Linked DNA regions of Homo sapiens: region 1 is linked to region 2. The links are chromatin loops, found by intact Hi-C in ENCODE. Cell type or tissue: MCF 10A. All regions are shown on one strand. Each heading gives the region's core, and the rest is flanking DNA. Links, peaks and the distances in the headings are about the cores only.

What was found. Peaks named below come from ENCODE experiments on the same cell type or tissue, not always from the same donor. Only the 100,000 strongest peaks of a DNase experiment are listed, where the experiment ranks them.
Region 1: a loop joins it to region 2, with 2.9 times the contacts of the local background. A loop is called at or near these places in 9 of 110 quality-filtered maps.

Annotation. Positions count from the first base shown.
Region 1 is chr3:99,916,703-99,923,909 of GRCh38, reverse strand. All of the region lies in intron 1 of CMSS1 (cms1 ribosomal small subunit homolog), which reads right to left. All of the region lies in intron 4 of FILIP1L (filamin A interacting protein 1 like), which reads left to right. All of the region lies in intron 1 of LOC105374010 (a long non-coding RNA gene), which reads right to left. Among named protein-coding and RNA genes, the nearest start is that of MIR3921, 44 kb to the left of the region's middle. In MCF 10A, for the core only: no CTCF peak of the experiment used is centred there; a DNase peak (open chromatin) is centred at 3,219.
Region 2 is chr3:99,843,076-99,850,282 of GRCh38, reverse strand. The region is part of intron 1 of CMSS1 (cms1 ribosomal small subunit homolog); the gene reads right to left. FILIP1L (filamin A interacting protein 1 like) reads left to right here. Exons shown (of 6, transcript NM_001387850.1): 5 at 1-1,988. The region is part of intron 1 of LOC105374010 (a long non-coding RNA gene); the gene reads right to left. Among named protein-coding and RNA genes, the nearest start is that of HP09053, 23 kb to the right of the region's middle. RefSeq lists an enhancer at 6,287-6,788. In MCF 10A, for the core only: no CTCF peak of the experiment used is centred there; no DNase peak of the experiment used is centred there.

The DNA.
Region 1 (7,207 bases), core at 2,256-4,755, 73 kb before region 2:
AAATAAGTGTGTTAGTATAGAAGTGAGAAAAGAACCTGCATTTTGAGGGAACTCAAGCTTTTCACATGGCTACAGCATAGGGCATGATTGTAGGATGAGAAAAGGAAAGGCTTGCCTTGAGCAGCTGGACTTTATACTGTTGGCCTGAAGGAGCAAATGGAAAATTGTGAAAGGGAAAATAAGATGATCAGTTATGCTTTCCTAAAGAACGATTAAGGGAACATGGAGGAACAACTGGAGGAGCTTTAGACTGGGCGCAGGAAACTCACATAGGAGGCAAATATCCAGATGAGAAAGATGAGGGGATGTGTTCCAACAGCCATGAGGTTGGGAGGGGGGTGTGCGCATGAACTACTTATGATGTTTAGTCAATATGAATTAGTGACTGGTTAGACTGGAAAGAAGAGCAAGGAAAACAAGGAGTTACTGAGAAGCACTCCTGGCTATTCAGGAACATATGAAATATGGGAATGGGGCACAGTTTTCTGTGTTGTAGGATTTTGATCAGGCAGGATGGTTTCTACTTGGTGAGTAGGTAGGAGATGAGTCCTGGTTTAGACATGTTGAGTATGAGGTACCTTGGTATATTACAGTATCTGGTGTAAAGAATAATATGTATAAAGTCAACCCATGGTCAGAAATATAGGTCTGTAGAAGGATGGGCTGGTGATATGGACCTGCAGCAGGTGATAGCTGAAACTGTGGGTGTTGGTGTGGTGAGAAGAGAGAATGTTGAAAGGGAACCCTAGAATACATCAAGGCTTGGCAGTTTTCTGGAAGAAAAAGGGGGTTGAAAATGGAAGCTAAAAAAAAAAATGGTGGAAGCTTAGAAGAACCAGAAGACAAAGAAGGCAATGAAATGAAGTGAGCAAAGACTTTAAAAAGAGAGTGAACAGTCAAATAGCACCAAATAATGCAGAAAAGAATGAAATGTCCCAGGATTTGGCAATGAAGAAAATACTGAGGAACTTAATGAGCCATTTCAATAAAGTGGTAAGGGCAGAAGCCAAATTGCAATGCTTTAAAAAACAAAATAAGAAATAAGAATGTAGAAGCTTAAAATGTGAACTAGCATTTTGAGAAGCGTGGCTGCAAAAAAGGAGAGTTTGGTTGGTAAATATTTTCTAACCATATGTAGGGTAGATTATTTTGTTCTACTTTGACCCTCTATTCTGAACCACTGTAGACAGTATAAGCATCCATATGAAACTGAAAGGACAATTAACCCTCTCTATTGATACTGAAAAGATGGAAAGTAACCAATCTCAAATGGCTTATTCAACTACTTCCAATTCATACTTCAGCTAGGTAACTTAAGTTAGTTACCTCAATATCTAGGCTAATAGCAAACTTTCATTTATTTTCCATATACTTTATGGTAGGCATTTTTTCGGAGTGCCAGAGAATCCATGGCACTTATATTCACTCTATTTTTTCCAGGAGGTTTATTTTTCACTACACGGCAGAGAGGGGGCAGGGGAAAGGTCCTACTAACTTGCTCCTCATGAACTCTGAAATATCTACAGGGACAGATTAAAGGAGCACAAGAAATCTGGCACCAAAGAAACATTTGACTCAGACATTACAATATAAGATTTGTTATTCAATGAGACAATGTTATATTAAACATTATTTTGAACCCCTGTGGTTTGGCACTAGTGGCCTCATTTGGCCTCCATACTTATTTGGCACTAACTTGCTGAACACAGACACTTTCTTTCATCTTTCATTATTATGAACATTTACTGATCACGGTCAGAGTGTTGCCTGGCATAATACAAAGAGGTACAGACTGTCCCTGCCCAGGGGGCTTACCACATTAATGAAAAGGCAAGATGATACAGATTTATGGTGGGAATGTGAAGGGCTATTGGAGGAGAGTTCTGATATTCACTGTGTATCTCTACTATCTTCTGGAGGAAGGCTGGAGAGGGCTATCCTGAAGTTATACTGGAATGTTGGGAGGCAGATGGCAAAGATTATTTAAACCAAGAGAGCAAGAAGGAACAACACTGAGAAATGGGAACAAAAGATCAGTGGGGATAAAGGCCATGGGCTGGAGGAAAAGAAAAATTGTGGGAAAAATGTAAAGTGTATACTACTAAATCAATATATGAAGAATAGTATTTTGAAATATATAAAATGAATTTAAGAGAAAGAACTTAAGAGATTACTTTTAGCTTTATAGGATATAAAGTTTCCTTTATAGGATTCTTTACCTTGAAGAATAATTAAAGTGAACATGCCATTAACAAGAAGTAGGAAAAAGTGTCTATCACTCTGTTTAGCCATTCCAGAAGATATGAGAATATTCATCTATTTCTATATGCCAAGGAACACCTTCCAGATGGAATTCTTTGAATGTGACAATATTAAACCTATTCTCAACTCCCTTGATGCATATGTGACTTCCCTTGCTTTGCCTGAACATCACAATTCCAGTATCTTGGTAGTGTGGGCCCATTCACGTCCACCCTTCATGCTTTCCTGCCTTCTGCTGGGAGACTGCAGGCCTCATGAGGCATAACTGACTTCTATCTGCTTTAAGGCCATGTGCATCAAAGTAGTATTAAATGAATACCATCTAACGAAACAGGAAGTGGGGGAAACTAATGACTTCAGGTAAATAAACGCTCAGAGGAGGTGCTTACACACAAGAGTGTGAAATACCCGTAGTGTGCCTTGCTTTCAAGTGACATGGCAAAACACACCATGACTGAGTCCTTCCAACTTCACTGAGTGCTTTCTCTCAAGGACACAGCTGCCTCCCACAAAAGTGAGACTAACTTATCCTGAAGGGTCAAAGAACAATGTTTACTTCCTTCCTCAAACAAAGTGTTGTAAACCACTCCCAAACTAGCAACCCTCCCAGCAGTGAAACAAAGATATCATAACCCCAGTAAAAGGGAGGTTGGTTGAAAATAGATACAAAGGGGTATCTGGTTGAAACTCTGAAATAAACACGGTAAAGGTTTACTGCTCACATTCTAAGTGTTGGTTTGTATCTACCTGGAAATAAAACAAAAATTAAGAACTACGTGATTGAGGTAGTTAATGAGACCTCAGAGGATGTAATAATGGATTTCAAATTAAGGCTCAATTTCTGTGTTTTCTTTGGAGAATTTGTTTTATGTGGAAAACCCTAAAGGAGACTGATGTCACACATTGAGCTCAGGCCAAAATGTTTGCCAAGTGATGTCGCTGTCGTAATCAGTAAGCAATTGGCTTTCCCACTGAGGGTGGGTGGGGGCAGGGATCAGCTCAGGAAAGCCTGTTCCCAGGCATGTTAATGCAAAGTTTCCTTAGCTGTAATCTGTGCGGTTTGGTCTGTCCATATGGTAATATTCTATCCATGTTTCATGACAACGTTCACTGACCAGCTCCAACATGTGGATACGTGTGTCACCAATGACCTGAATTATGTACTTGGCTGAATTACAGGTGGAGTCTATGTAAAAGGTTTTTTACACAAAAGCAATGCCAATAATTTTTGGCCTTTCTGTGTGGCTTCACAGTACTTTTAGTCAATGTAATTTTGCAAAATTTTCCCATAAGTGAAATGCCAATTTTGTCTGTACTTTCAAAAAAGCTTGCATATTTTTTTTTCTTTTTCAGTTTCAATGGGGCAAAAGGCTCTGAAGAAAAAAAAGAGTTGCTTTTTTTTGAAACCATGCATTCTTTCTTAGAATTCTAAAACAAACTATGTATGCTATCCATATATGTTACTGCATTTCTGGTCTTGAAACAACAACTAAAGCAGGAAAGAAATATTGTTATGGCAGCTCTGTATAAAACTGTGGCTTCAACCATGGATTGTGTTAAAGCCTTAAATTACTTTTCATAAAATCTTGGCCTAGTAGGTTAGCACTGATAGTTCAGTTTTGTAAATCAGAAGTTCAAATGGTAGCTTCTCAAACACCACAAAGAAAGGAGTCAAGGTAGAATTAATCTCTTGTTCCTTTTCTGTCCAAGTTTGACTAGATAGAACAGTGGTGCAGAGGCCTTAGGGCCCTTTGGAGGAAAGTCACCAGGTGTCCAGCTTCAAGTGTTGTTGCCTTGACCACACCCTGGGAAGTTCTTTGCTGTTAAGTTTCAATGAAGAACAAAGCACTTCCACCTCTCCCTTTGGCTGAAACAACTTTATAAACAAGTATTTTCACCATCAATCCTTTTCTATTATGACAGGCCTATTTTTCCAGACTGCATCAGACAAGGTGACTAAAACACTGCTTGAGCCATATTTGACCCTACTGTTAACTGAGTAAATCAGACCACTTTTAAAGGCTTCTCTCAAAAACATCAAATTTTCTTTCTAGAGGATTTGGAAACCTCCTTGAAATACATACATGAATGAGTTAATTTATCTAATTTTTAGGTTAAACTCATTAGTTTGGAGCTAGTGCTACTTGCCATTCATTAACTGAAACAAAACAAAACAAAAACAATAATTGATTAAATATATATGTCTACTGCAAGCCAGGTCCCATACTAGATACTGGGCGAACAAGGTAGATGTGGTCCTCACCTATACAATCCTGAATATTTGTTCATTGTGTAAAACAAAGACACCACTGCAGGCTTTAAGACCTGATACTGATTCTTCTAAGGCATTATGAGTTCATGACGGGTAGAAAAAAAGGCACCACTATGGTAAACTAATGTAATAACATTAATGCTCATGAAGACAGAACATTCAGGAGAAATCAATAAACACATTAAACTAAAGTATTTTACTAGAGAATTCAATATCGTGCCATTAAGATTTTCAGTTTCTTTGGTCTTAAATCTCAGCTTTTAAGGGTATCCTACAAAGCAATACACAGTGGGTATAAAGCTTTAAAAAAATAAAGTCTACTTAAAAAAAATATTTTGAAAGCCAGCAGTTTTAAATTTCATACACACTAAACTATTGTTGTAGAATACATTGTACTCAAATGCAATCATTTCCTTTCAGTTTTTCTGGCAAGGAGCTATTTGTATTACATATTCTCAAGACTATGTCTTACAAGTATTGAAATGGATGCCAGATCTCCATTTGACCTTTGTCATGGGCATCTAGTTCTTTGACAGAACAAAATGGAGATCCACTGCAAACAAATATTTTGTTATTGTAATTCTATACAGAATTATGACATGATCAGCCTTGTGTTCATACATGCTGGACCTAACACAGGATCTGAAAAGGGATGCAGAGAGATTAATTACCTCATGTGGGTACTAAAAAACCATTTAGGACCGTCCATCATGACTTAACTTTCAACAGATGTCATAAAACCATACTCTTAAAACTGCACAATTCAGCGGTTTCCATACAATGCCTTTTAATTTCAGAGGTCAAAATTCAGATAGAGTGACAATGCTACCTGATTGCTTTTCCTTCCCAGAAATTTAGTTTTCTGAACTAAATTTTACAAATAATTTTGAATGTGTATTTGAACATACATGATAGTGAGTTTATTGCTTACAAAAGAATACTATGAATGCTAAAAAGAAAACATTAACAAGCCTAGTGAGGGATGAACCAGGAGCTTAGAGATAGTGGCAGTCTGGTCTGCAGACCTGATCTGCAGCTATGTATAACTTTTGGCAAATTCCATTCCTCAAATCTTTAGTTTTCTGGTATATAAAACAAGGGGCTGGGCGTGGTGGCTCACACCTGTAATCCTAGCACTTTGGGAAGCCAAGGCAGGGAGATAATGAGGTCAAGGGTTCGAGACCAGCCTGGCCAAAATGGTGAAACCCTGTCTCTACTAAAAATACAAAAATTAGCCGGGCGTGGTGCCGCGCGCCTGTAATCCCAGCTACTCAGGAGGCTGAGGCAGAAGGATCACTTGAACCCAAGAGGTGGAGGTTGCAGTGAGCCGAGATCACGCCACTGCACTCCAGCCTGGGCAACAGAGCAAGAATCTGTCTCAAAAAAAACAAAACAAAACAAAACAAAAAACAAACAAACAAGGGCAGGGCATATGATTATGATTTCTGTGTCTCTTTCACACCTAAAAATTTGTGATTATGTGATTGTCATGAACAAGTACCTTTTACCTCAAGCCTAGGATTCTAACTCCACTACCAAAAGAGGTCAGTGAGAATGACAGTGACTACCACCAACTTTAAATCCAAATCTGTACATCCATTCTTAAAGGACATCTAGATTTCGGTATACCCTACTGCTTCCACATATTTGAAACTTAACCTAATATCACCTTTGCACATCCAAGTCCACTCACAACTTTTTTATTCCTGTTAATACAACCACCATGAATCAATCTACCAGATAACTATAAAAAATTACAGAAATCTCAGAAGCCAAGAATTTAAGCTAGAAAAGACCTAGCAATCTAGACCAATGCTTTGATTTTTTGAATTGAGAAAAGTGAGGCCTCTCAAGCCCAAGATAAAAAAAAGTCACCAAATCTTCCAGCTAAATAGTTGCAGAGTCAGAGTAGAAGCCAGCTCTCCTGACAATATATTTGATGATATTCTAGAGAATATCCCTAGAATCATTCCTAGGTACTCAAACTATGTGCCTGGTGTTACGGGAGGTCCAAGATAAATTTTACACACAACTAAAATACAGGTGAAAAGACAAGGCACTCAAAATAATCTGTAGATAATTTAGGAAGAATGCAGGTGTTCATTCTGTGGCACAGACACCACTGTTGCAACACTGTGGAAGATCAGGCAAAAAGGAGATTAAACACAGTAATTATCCAACAGCCAGCACAGCCCTAGGAGAATGCAGGACATACAGTAAATACTCTATAATACATCTACTAACTAGCTGGTGGTTACTAGTTTAACAGCCCTATAAAACAGGTAGCCAAAAACTGAATGTGGAAAGGCAACCTCAAACTTCTGTTCCATTTGGACTAAAAAATATAAAGAGGAATAAGAGCCACTAAACCATATCAAAATAGAAATTTTTGCCTCATAAGTGAAAATCAAGGTGGGATATTAGAATTAAACTGTATCCTGAATTTGCAACTCATAGGTAAACTTTCCTGGCAAGTGTATTAATTCTTCAGATGAGAAGATGAAGCCAAACAGCTTTGGCCAGCCGTGAAGATGATGGCTGGCACAAGTGATGAGTGAGTATCACTGCACAGAAAGGCCTTATGGAAGAGCACAGGGTATCAGAGTTAAAAGCATAGACTCGAGTTAGAACAACAAACGTGGAGCATGGACCATGAAGCATGGTCCCATCCTC
Region 2 (7,207 bases), core at 1,744-4,243:
TAAAAGTAAGGATCAAAGAGCTAGAAGCCATTGAAAGTCGGCTAGAAAAGACAGAATTCACTCTAAAAGAGGATTTAACTAAACTGAAAACATTAACTGTGATGTTTGTAGATGAACGGAAAACAATGAGTGAAAAATTAAAGAAAACTGAAGATAAATTACAAGCTGCTTCTTCTCAGCTTCAAGTGGAGCAAAATAAAGTAACAACAGTTACTGAGAAGTTAATTGAGGAAACTAAAAGGGCGCTCAAGTCCAAAACCGATGTAGAAGAAAAGATGTACAGCGTAACCAAGGAGAGAGATGATTTAAAAAACAAATTGAAAGCGGAAGAAGAGAAAGGAAATGATCTCCTGTCAAGAGTTAATATGTTGAAAAATAGGCTTCAATCATTGGAAGCAATTGAGAAAGATTTCCTAAAAAACAAATTAAATCAAGACTCTGGGAAATCCACAACAGCATTACACCAAGAAAACAATAAGATTAAGGAGCTCTCTCAAGAAGTGGAAAGACTGAAACTGAAGCTAAAGGACATGAAAGCCATTGAGGATGACCTCATGAAAACAGAAGATGAATATGAGACTCTAGAACGAAGGTATGCTAATGAACGAGACAAAGCTCAATTTTTATCTAAAGAGCTAGAACATGTTAAAATGGAACTTGCTAAGTACAAGTTAGCAGAAAAGACAGAGACCAGCCATGAACAATGGCTTTTCAAAAGGCTTCAAGAAGAAGAAGCTAAGTCAGGGCACCTCTCAAGAGAAGTGGATGCATTAAAAGAGAAAATTCATGAATACATGGCAACTGAAGACCTAATATGTCACCTCCAGGGAGATCACTCAGTCCTGCAAAAAAAACTAAATCAACAAGAAAACAGGAACAGAGATTTAGGAAGAGAGATTGAAAACCTCACTAAGGAGTTAGAGAGGTACCGGCATTTCAGTAAGAGCCTCAGGCCTAGTCTCAATGGAAGAAGAATTTCCGATCCTCAAGTATTTTCTAAAGAAGTTCAGACAGAAGCAGTAGACAATGAACCACCTGATTACAAGAGCCTCATTCCTCTGGAACGTGCAGTCATCAATGGTCAGTTATATGAGGAGAGTGAGAATCAAGACGAGGACCCTAATGATGAGGGATCTGTGCTGTCCTTCAAATGCAGCCAGTCTACTCCATGTCCTGTTAACAGAAAGCTATGGATTCCCTGGATGAAATCCAAGGAGGGCCATCTTCAGAATGGAAAAATGCAAACTAAACCCAATGCCAACTTTGTGCAACCTGGAGATCTAGTCCTAAGCCACACACCTGGGCAGCCACTTCATATAAAGGTTACTCCAGACCATGTACAAAACACAGCCACTCTTGAAATCACAAGTCCAACCACAGAGAGTCCTCACTCTTACACGAGTACTGCAGTGATACCGAACTGTGGCACGCCAAAGCAAAGGATAACCATCCTCCAAAACGCCTCCATAACACCAGTAAAGTCCAAAACCTCTACCGAAGACCTCATGAATTTAGAACAAGGCATGTCCCCAATTACCATGGCAACCTTTGCCAGAGCACAGACCCCAGAGTCTTGTGGTTCTCTAACTCCAGAAAGGACAATGTCCCCTATTCAGGTTTTGGCTGTGACTGGTTCAGCTAGCTCTCCTGAGCAGGGACGCTCCCCAGAACCAACAGAAATCAGTGCCAAGCATGCGATATTCAGAGTCTCCCCAGACCGGCAGTCATCATGGCAGTTTCAGCGTTCAAACAGCAATAGCTCAAGTGTGATAACTACTGAGGATAATAAAATCCACATTCACTTAGGAAGTCCTTACATGCAAGCTGTAGCCAGCCCTGTGAGACCTGCCAGCCCTTCAGCACCACTGCAGGATAACCGAACTCAAGGCTTAATTAACGGGGCACTAAACAAAACAACCAATAAAGTCACCAGCAGTATTACTATCACACCAACAGCCACACCTCTTCCTCGACAATCACAAATTACAGTAAGTAATATATATAACTGACCACGCTCACCCTCATCCAGTCCATACTGATATTTTTGCAAGGAACTCAATCCTTTTTTAATCATCCCTCCATATCCCCCAAGACTGACTGAACTCGTACTTTGGGAAGGTTTGTGCATGAACTATACAAGAGTATCTGAAACTAACTGTTGCCTGCATAGTCATATCGAGTGTGCACTTACTGTATATCTTTTCATTTACATACTTGTATGGAAAATATTTAGTCTGCACTTGTATAAATACATCTTTATGTATTTCATTTTCCATAACTCACTTTAATTTGACTGCAACTTGTCTTGGTGAAATACTTTAACATTATAAAACAGTAAATAATTTGTTATTTTTACCATTGCTTGCTGAATTTTCTTTTGGTCATTCTGTGTTATATTTCTGCATGTACAATAGAATTTTGTCTTTTGCTTATAGTCTCTATTAATTCTTCCTTAAAAACAAACAGGACCTATGTCCCATTTATGGTCAACTTCTAATCACATATTAGAGGAGAGAAAAGTGGTTCAAATAAATAAAAATTACATCTCTTTGATTTCAAAGTGAACTATAAGATCTTTCAGAAGCAAACATAACTTCATGCTTGGGATATATTTCAGTATCTCTAAGAGCCCAGCACAGTGCTTAGACTACATTAGGAACTTAAATGTTTATAATAATGAAATAAAATACTACCGAATAATTTTGGTTTTCATGAGCACATAGAAGCAGATGATAAAATTAAAAAGCTCTGACATGTGATAGGAAGCCAGAGAAAGTACATTTGGAAATATAGTTACATTGACAAATCAAGAGTTGACTGTATTTCTACCAGAGATCAAACCTCCCATAGAACATGTATGTCTACAACCAAATCTGGAACCAGCCACTGTGACATAAACTCTTGAACACTCTACTTCAAAGCAAAAAAAAAAAAAGAAAATGTCATTCTTGTTTCTTTTTCCTATGGGGTTCCCAAAACAGTTTGAATTACTTAATGTAGGTGCTACCTACCCTGTTCATAAGGGGCCTGCATTCAAAAGCTTACAGTTTTTTTTTTTGTTTTAACCTCTTACAGTTTTTTTTAAACAAGCAAATAAAAGCCAAAGATAGTTATGAACATAAGCTATAGAAAAGGCATATTTAAAAAATACAGTATGTTAGTTGAAAGAAGTAATATAGTGTGAATTTCTTCTGTGATTATTATGCCATTTACAATATAGATGAGAATAACTCAGCCGAATCCTCCTAGAAATTCTGATATCTGCCTCATGGGAGTCCCTGGGGATAATCCATACTTCTGAGCAGAGAACAACAGCTTTCAGGGAACATTTAAATTACAAGTATGGTCCCCAAGTCACATTCCAAAACGACGATTTCAGACAAAGTAGCTTATTGCCATTTCCCTTTTTCTAACCTCATAATTGTTAATTTAGTGTGGTTAATTTTATTGCCAGTTATTGATTTTAAATACAATTCATTTAGACATCCAGGCAAACTGTGAAGATCTTTAAGAATAAAAGGAAGCTTTCACAATTATCCTCCTTTCCCCTACAAAATCAATTTCATGATAGTAAAGCGAGGATTTGTTGACAGAAACACTTCCATGGTGACGAACTGCAACACCAACGCTATGGGCTTGCATCATCATTAAATAAATTTGGATGAAAGCTGAGGCTGCTGATGAATGAGAAAGCTTCTGTTTAAACACATTTATCTTAGGAATCAACAGTGACCCAACTGTATTACAAAATACATGATGGTCTAAATGTTTATTAAAACTGTTTTTAAGTCACCTTGGGCCAGAACTCTAGAAGGAATGGCAAACTTAATTTTAGCTCTTTCAAAACAGACAATGATAATGCTGCTGCTTCATGAGATCTTTTTCTAGTTACTGAGAGTGGGTACATGTAATATTTTGGAAGGCATCGATCAACTGATCATAAAATTATGAACAATGGAAATCAGAATTTAAGAACAAAGTCTTCCCAACTTTGTCACATAATGGCATAAACAAAACACATGCTTGTGTGGCACTGGGGGAAACAGATAAAGAGGCAGAGATAACCAGCCAAGGGATTCCCATCACCCCAGGTTCCTCTTGGCTGTCCCAAGTGCTGGTGGGGGACGGGGGGAGGGAAGAAATCCATTCTTGGCACACTTGTAACTAATAGAGTTTGGGAGCCAAATTTGGGCTATTCATCAGCCCACCCATTTTGAAAGGATTCAATTTCTTATGTGAGCTACAGAAATTCTCTATAATAAAGTTAACACCATAAGTCTTGTGTTCTATTATGATAATGCACAAATTCTCATTTAATCATTTGTTCCAGATTTTAACTATATAGAGGCTTCCTAAGTAGTTAATCTAACATAACTGGAAATTTACCAAACTTTCAAGGAATACCTCTTTTAGAAGTACCTCTACTGGGAGGATTCCTTCAGTATAATAATTTGTATCAGCATCAAAATAAATTTTAGGAGACAGATTAATAACGTGTAGATTATTACAAGTGTTACTAATTAAAGTTCATAAAGGCAGCATAATTTCTGCAAAACATCTTTTTTTCTATAGAATTACACCTAAAATGACACAATGTAGATTTCTGGCCTTTAATTTTGAAAAGATTTCTTATATTTTTTTGTGTGCGTGTGAGAGAGGAGAGAGAGAAAGAGATTGGAAGATTACAGAACTTCCTTTTTCATTGACAGATAATCATAGAACTCCCCCAAAAACCAGGAAGGAAAGAGGAAGTGACACTGGAAAATCTTCAGAAATCTTCATATGAAATATGTGGGGGTGGAGGGTTGTATTCTTTGGTCCATGAGGGCTCACAGAAGATAGACTGTTTTTTCGTCTCTCTGAAAAACTCATACCATTCTTTCATTGGTCTAAGTCCTCGCTTCAGAACGAAGTTTCATTTTACTCACATTCCCACTATCTCTTTAACTCTTTAAAAGGTAGAATCCTATCACAGATTCGAATGATTTTATCATGTTTTTTCTATTTAAAAGCAATGGCAAAACTTTCCCCAGGAGGATGCCACTGCTCTCTAGGGGCACTGACAAAAATAAAATTGTCATCCTTACTAGAAGGACATTGTGCATTACTACACTTGAATCTGTACACATAAGAAAGAATCTTGATACTTGTTCAATCAAGATCATGATAAAATTACATACACTCTTTGTAAGGTCTCCACAACTATATTTTACAATGCTAAGACATTAGGCTTGGGGTCTTCATGACACCAGTTTTATTAGTCCATTTTTATACTGCTATAAAGAATACCTGAGACTGGGTAATTTATCAAGAAGAAAGGTTTTATTGACTCACCATTCCTCATGGCTGGGGGAGGCCTCAGGAAACTTACAATCATGGCAGGAGGCAAAGAAAAGCTAAGGCACATCTCACCTGGCAGCAAGAGAGCGAGAGAGTGCACAGGGGAAACTGCCACTTTTAAACCATCAGGTCTCATGAGAACTCCCTCAGTATCACAAGAACAGCAGGGGAAACCACCCCACGATCCAAACGGGGATTTCAGTTAGGAGATTTGGGTGAGGACACAGAGCTAAACCACATACATAACCCATAAAGGATAAAATTAGGGGAGCTGTGAGATGGTCATAGAAGGGATATTTTATCAAAAATTTTAGAGATTTGTAGTCTAAGGATTCTATGGTCTTTACTGGTTGAAGTAAAACTCCCAATAAAAACGTTTTAGTAGCTTCTTTGATTCTGAATATTTACAAAGTGAGTCTCCTTTGAAATATGTTAGACAAAGGCAGGGAAAGACCTTTAAATTAACCAACACTCTAGCTTTTTCCTATACCCTGGTTTCTGTTATTAAGATTTTTTTCCTCCAAATAATCATTTTGCTTTGTAATCCCAAGAGAAAAGATAGGCAAAAATGCATGCCCCAAAACTCTTATAGATCAGCGTATCTCAGAGTAAAATCCAAGATACCTGTGTGAGAATCCCCTGATATTAAGTTCCACTCAGAGCTATCCAATGAGAACCTCTGGGGGCGTAGGGCCCAGAAAGCTGCATTTTAACAAACTCTTCTGCTGGTTAATTGTGCCCTAAAACGGTACTTCAAATTTTGATCTTTTTCTGGGCTAGCAATATGCTGTAAGATACTCTCTCCCAGTGCTGGGTAGTGGCAGTGAGCCACAGCTCCCAGTCAGCCACACAATCATGAGGGTAAACAACCGATACTGTACAGCAGCAGTTCCCAATTTGGCACAAGGGACTGTTTTCATGGAAGACAATTTTTCCATGGGCGGGGGGTTGGGGGGATGGTTTCAGGATGAAACTGTCCACTCAGATCATTAGGCATTAGCTAGAGTCTCATAAAGAGTGCTCAGCCTAGACCCCTCGCATGTGCAGTTCACAATAGGGTTCGTGCTCCTATGAGAATCTAATGCCACTGCTGATCTGACAGGAGGCAGAGCTCAGGCAGTAATGCTCGCTTGCCTGCCACTCACCTTCTGCTTGCCGCTCGGCTCCTAACAAGCCATGGACTGCTACCAGTCCGTGGCCCAGGGTTTAGAGGCCCCTGCTCTACAGTGTGCTGTGTTGCTAGACAATTTTGCCCAATTGTAGATTTATGTAAGTGTTCTCTGAGCATGTTTAAGGTGGGCTAGGCAAAGCCATGATATTCAGTAGGTTAGGTGTATTAAACATATTTTCAACTTTTAATATTTTCAACTCACAGTGGGTTTATGTGGTTCTAACCCCATCATAAGTCAAAAAGCATCTGTATTGACAAGCACTGGCAAATGTATTCTGACCATAGTCCCTCTCTTTAAATTACATCTGTAGTAGGAAATGTGGCTATTCTACCCTCTAGTGGCTGGCATGACAAACAGAAGGTTTATTCTCCAAGTTTTCTTTTTATTTAAAAGGAAAGCTCAATAAAAACTTCCATTTTATTGGGTGGGAAGATTCCCGGTTTTATAACTGTAGCAAAGCATAGATGCCTAAATCTTTGGCTGAGCTAAAGTAGGCTGTCTGACACCTACAAGGTCTGTTTCTCTCTCAATCCCAGGCCCTCAACTTAAATCTGTAGCATTTCTTGGGAAGGGTCCAGAACACACATTAAATAAGGCAGTTAGATGAACCAAAACAAAGGACTCCATTCAACTTATGGCACAGTGAAGCAAATACAAGAAAGAGCAAGGAAGACAAGTAGTTTACTAAGGTTCTC